2 separate regions of the Homo sapiens genome follow, and region 1 is linked to region 2. A link is a loop called in an ENCODE intact Hi-C map of the cell type or tissue named here. Cell type or tissue: PC-3. All regions are shown on one strand. Each heading gives the region's core, and the rest is flanking DNA. Links, peaks and the distances in the headings are about the cores only.

Region 1 (2,927 bases), core at 283-2,782, 110 kb after region 2:
ATAAATGTGAAAAACAACTAATTCTGCCATTGTTCTGAAAATGACAAATACTATCTTAGCAATGCACTTTCAAAAAGTTCAACCCATTCTTAAAGTGAAATAAACATTGAAAATTCTGTCTTCCATATGAGACAGAGGGAAGAGTTTAGGATAACTACACCTTCATTGCAGAAAGACTATAGTGATGCTTCAGAAAATAATTGGATGCTAAGCATATAGAGAAAAAGTATTTTATTTTATATAATTATTATTTGCCTTTGTATGCAAATAAAAAAAAGTTTATCCAGATAGTCTTTAAACACTGTTGGAAACTCGTGGAAAGAAATGAATAAGTAGTTCTCAGGAATGGATTATATGCCCAGAAGTTTGTCATGTGGTACGTTTTCCTGCATGACCTGAAACGTAAGTTGATTTTTATTCAATTATCTATTAAATATCAGGCAAAAGAAGTCTTCTTATTGGTATTTAAATAGAATTAGAGAATGCTAGATCTTGAAGGGAACGTAGAACTCATCTGATCCAATCCCCTCACTTTTACTGATAAAGGATGGTGAAAATGAAGTTATTAAGCAATTGCCCAAAATTGCAGTTAATAACTGGTGTGGCCAAAACTCAACCTCAAGTTCAGTGCATTTTGAAATAAATATATATATATATATATATTTAATTTTATTTCTATAGACAGTGGTAGGCTCTGATTCCCATAGAGTTGAGAAGCTCAATTAATAAAAATCTAAACTTGACCTGCACACAGGATTTCACTAGGAACCACTGTAGAAAATCACATGCCATCCCCATAGTGTCTGCGGGCCAATCTAACACAATGTATAAATTGGAAGGGACTGCTGCATTTGAACTGAACATAAATCAACAATGAGCACACTCTCACCCAAGACTAAAATGTAGCCACTTATTAAAGTATTAAGATAATTCCACACTAGCTCAAGGGCCTTAAGTGCACCGTCTGTTCCCCACTGCTAAGACCCCAGCCTCCCAATAATTCAGCAAACAAGGTGGGAAGTACTGGCATGACAAAGGTTTCCAACTCCTGCTCTAAGACTGGCTTCCATTCTGATTGTTGGTGCTTATAATTGTTAAATACGTTAATATTATCCCTGGACCCATCCCATCCCTTTCCCTTCTGTAAATGTTGAAGAGCAGCATTGAAGTACCCTGATACATCCCTATTTATCTAAAGATAAGCTAGGCATGATGAATAAGATTTGTTCAATTACTTAGGAAGAACCTGATATTTAATTATTCAGTGTTCCATTGAAAAGTCAGCTAAGATGCTATGCTGAAAAAGCCTACTGTAATTTTTGAAAGATTAAGGCACTTCCAGTTAGAAATAGCACTGAAGTCCAGATAGTGTAAGGTTTCCACAGCAGATCACTTTCTCATGGGCACAATTTTGTACCCTTAGGTAGTAATATCAACAAAAATTGCTGCTGCTTCAAACCAAGAGCACAGTGGACAAGTTAGAGTCTTCAAAACTAAGCAGGAGTACAACTCCTAGCTTCACAATTGCCCCTGAACTCTGTAAAAATTTAGCCCATTACATTGAAGAAACATGTAGTTTAATAAGTGTCAAAACTTATAGGGAAAAGTAGCCTTTGAACCCCTTCCTCCTGAAAAAGAAAAAAAGGAAAGATAACAGTTGAACCAAGTCAGTGGTGAAGATTAAATAGAAACAGGAAATTAGAACTATGAGAAAATATTACATAAAAGGCAAACAAGCACAGAACAAATAAAATAATGCATAACAGGAAGGGATCCAAACCAATACAAACAACTGCAAAGGATCTTCTTGGCAGACTTTCACACACAGAATTTGAGGAGGACAGAAACATTTAATTGTTGAGTAATACTTCTTAAATGATGTTTTACCTCAAGAAAATCGTATCAGTAAAGAATGTGAAAACGGTTGGGCAGCTGCGTCCACCCCTTCTAACCAAAGCCCAGCTGCAGGAAGAAAAGCCAGAAACAAGAGAGGAGACAAAGAATAATGAATGAGAGGATGAAATCCAGAAAAAAGAGAGAAATTATAATGAGACAGTGAAAAATTAAGCTGCAACTCAGAAAGATAGGCCAGAAAAAAAAGCTTTAAACAAACTGTAGTAAATGTAATTTAGAATGTTTTTAAACTCAACTATTGAAAACAAGTCTTTCTGAAACTAATTTGTAAGACTGGCAGATCCTTGAAACTCTTGTCCCAGTGGTGGAATGACTGAAAGACAGCACTATGCACTCACCATGTGGGCTCTCTGTGCTGCCAAGAGCTGTTTATAAAGTGGACTTAACTGAAAAATGGGTGAATATTTGACTAGTGGTTTTCTCTCTGATGTCTGACAAAGACAAAGTACAAAGGCTTGATACTCCTCTGATAAAGCAAAAAGGGAAATTTATTATTTGTATTTAGCAAAGCATATAGGGGAACTTTGTATTCAAATTATGATAGTGACCTAGGTCTTAAAATTTTACAGTAAACAAATGTAGACTATGAGAGAAAATTCTGCTCAGTGTATGGGCTCAGCTATGAGACCACTTATATTTAAAACCCATTCTAACACTTGCTAGCTTTGTGCCTTGAGAGGGTCCCTTTGAATTTCAGATTACTCATAAATAAAATGAGAATCATAATGATGTCTAACTCAGGATTATTGAGAAGATTAAATTAGCTCACCTATGTAAAATCCTTAGTAAAGTGCTTGCCAAGTGACCAGTAAATGATAGCTCTTCTTATTCTGTGTATATTGAATATCCTCTCTGGCACTATTCCAGAAAGATCTACCTCAGTTTGTTTAATATTTAGTGCTTTGTTAATACATATAATGTGTTTAATAAATCAATAACTATTAGATAAGCTAAGATCATGTCTACAATCAGTCAATAAATAAATGTACGTCGAGTACTTTCCTTGGGCTAAG
Region 2 (2,927 bases), core at 137-2,636:
CATGATTCATAACCTAGGAGTTTATAGCCATCAGTAAAACTCTCTTAGCCTAATGTTGATGTTACTGCATTCCAGATAGGTTACATTTCTGTAATTGTAGCTTTACCACTTAATTTTTCCCCCTCAGGGTCATGTTCTAAATGTTATCTAGAAGAGCAGTCTTTGAATAATCTTTGGCATAGCGGTCAGGATCACGGACCGATGGTCTGAAGCCAATAATGCTAACTCTACCACTTACCAGGTGCATAACCTTGGGCACTTCATTTAACCTCTCCTTGCTTCAGTTTTCTCATATGTAAAATAGGAACAATAATGCCAGCCTCATAGCACTATTGAGAAGAGTAAATAAATTAATCTACATTAAGTGGTTAAATAGTGCCTGGAAAATAGTTTTGAGTTAACTATCAGCCTGGCACATAGTAAATGTTATATAAATGTTAGCTATTGCTGCTGCTAGAAGCTGTTGTGGTAAATTCCACATGCTATAGTATTACTTTAAAACACAGTACACTGATCTATCATCCCAGAAGAATTTATTCAAGTTTGCCAGATAAATGTCTAAATACACTTACTCATCAAACCAAACATGAATTTACCCTGTAAGATGAAGGGAAGCACAGTGAAAACATTTTTAACAGAAAATTGTTTAAATTTTAGTAACAATATAGAATGTAAATAGTTAATAAAAGCATTTGGCAGACTCTGATGTTGATCAAGTTCAGAAGTAATATGAGAACAAAATAGAATGATTATTTAATGGATTATTGATTCATCCAATAAGCAACTACCATATGCTTTGCCCTGTACAGAGGTTTGAAGGACACACACACACACAAAATACTAGTTTCCTGTATTTATGAAAGTTATAATCCACTAAAGAGAAGCTGGATAAATAAATATTTTAAATCATGGTACTAAGCACAATAATCAAGTCAAACATGAAATGATACAAAAATATACAGAAGCAAGTGATTTGTATATGGAGGGCACTTGGTGATGGTTTGAGGCAGGCTATACGAAGGCAAAAATTTATCTCTACCCTTAAGTTGGATTGTTGGTGCATAGGGAGGAAAAAACTAATGGTATCAATATTCTCTCTTGTTCTGTTACATAAACTTTTTTCAACTAAGCCCATGAACAAAATATAATAATAAGCATATAGGATTGACCCCAAAACACAAAATAGTCAGTCTTCAGATTTAGTAGGAAACATTAACTATATCAAAAAATATTAGTGCACTGTAAAAATGCAATACTGTAGTTAATATTTTGAATGCCTGGAAGAAAAAATGTCTCAAACCTTTACCTGTTAACCTTAGGCAGACCTTTAGGGGAGTTATATGAGAATGCCTCTCCTTGACTCTTGTATTCTCCCTGGGTTAATGTGAACTGTCAGAGCCCCCATGTGGTAATTAGTGTCATGGAAATCCACAGGTAGATACTCAGTAAGACAGAAAGAGAGATGGCTCCTGGGGATTGCTCCCACAGTTAACAGTTGATCATATAGCCTCTCACACCCTCCCCGGCCAAGTGCAAAGTTAGAAAGCAAAGGCAGTTTCTCAGTCTTCTTCAGTGTTATCTAGTCATGATGAATCAACCTTTTCTTCTTCTTTAAGTGAAAATCTATGTGGAAATAAATTCAAAAACTATAATACAACTTGGGTAATATTAAGTGAGTGTTTAGAATGTATAAATACCTTTTTGAAGTTTATTAATTCTGAGTAGAAACCAAAGACACAAATTAAGGTGTTTGATAAAGAATAAGTTTGTTAGTATAATTTCAAGAAATAAGCTATCAAGAGACATAAGCTTTTTGGTCATCAACAGGTTCTCCAGCTCTAACACCTCCGCAGCAAATATGAGCTTAGGAAGTTAGGGAAACAGTCCTGGGACTCACAGAAAATTTTGAGTACCGCTCTGTGGTAATTGGCTCACCCTTTTGCTAACATTGGAATAATAGCTCAAATTATCAATATCGTACTTGAAAAGTCGCTTGCTATAACCAGCTAGGAGACATAATGCAAAGAGACCTCACCCAAAAGAAAAAAATTAACAAGAAATGGGCAAGACCAAAATTTGGAAATCTATAAAACTATATATCTATTTAAAATAAAGACTTGACAGGAGTCCAAGACCAGCCTGGCCAACATGGTGAAACCCTGTCTCTATTTAAAATACAAAAACTAGCCATGCGAGGTGGTGGGCATCTATAATCCCAGCTACTGAGGAGGCTGAGGCAGAAGAATTGTTAGAACCCAGGAGGCAGAGGTTGCAGTGAGCTGAGATGGCGCGATTGCACTCCAGCCTGGGTGATAGGGCGAGACTCTGTCTCAAAAAATGAAACAAAATAAAATAAAAATAAAGTAGAATAAAGACTTCAGAAACTAGAGAACTTTATCATGTTCTGGCCACATTAGTGAAGGCATCAACACACTTTTTATCCCACTATCTAAAATGTCAGATGCAAAGGAATGTGTTTGTCAGAAACAAAAAAAGTCTTGTTTTCTTGTTTGCTTATTTATTTTCTGTCTTTGAATGCTAAAATAAGCTTTTGGAAGTAGGTCCTTTTCTTTTCAGCTTTATTCAGGTCTAGCACACCCATTGTAAGAATCCTTAAATGTAAAGAGTCCTTATAACCCAATACATAATATAAATTCTTGCACAGAAAAATAGGTAAAGACATTAAGACTCAAAAATAATAAATACAAATTGCTAACAAATAAAAAATTAAACATTAATGAATAGTCAAAAATATAAATGGAAAATACATCAGATAGCATTTTGTAAATAATTTAGTAAATATATATCAAAAAATTTAAGTTGTTTAAGCCCTTTGACCCAGTAATTATACTTCTCATGAAAGAATAAGAGATTCATACACACAAAAAAAATAGTATGTAGATCATTCTCAGTACAGAGTTTTCTCT

What was found. Hi-C counts contacts between places; a loop is a spot of excess contacts. Peaks named below come from ENCODE experiments on the same cell type or tissue, not always from the same donor. Only the 100,000 strongest peaks of a DNase experiment are listed, where the experiment ranks them.
Region 1: it touches region 2 in a loop (12-fold over the local background); 1 of 110 quality-filtered maps calls a loop at or near these places.

Annotation. Positions count from the first base shown.
Region 1 is chr5:92,943,526-92,946,452 of GRCh38, forward strand. No RefSeq gene overlaps it. Among named protein-coding and RNA genes, the nearest start is that of LINC02058, 5.2 kb to the left of the region's middle. In PC-3, for the core only: no CTCF peak of the experiment used is centred there; a DNase peak (open chromatin) is centred at 1,836; H3K4me3 peaks cover 977 bases; H3K27ac peaks cover 2,038 bases.
Region 2 is chr5:92,837,052-92,839,978 of GRCh38, forward strand. No RefSeq gene overlaps it. Among named protein-coding and RNA genes, the nearest start is that of LINC02058, 100 kb to the right of the region's middle. In PC-3, for the core only: a CTCF peak has its summit at 1,405 (motif pointing left); DNase peaks (open chromatin) are centred at 520 and 1,400; H3K4me3 peaks cover 301 bases; H3K27ac peaks cover 1,291 bases.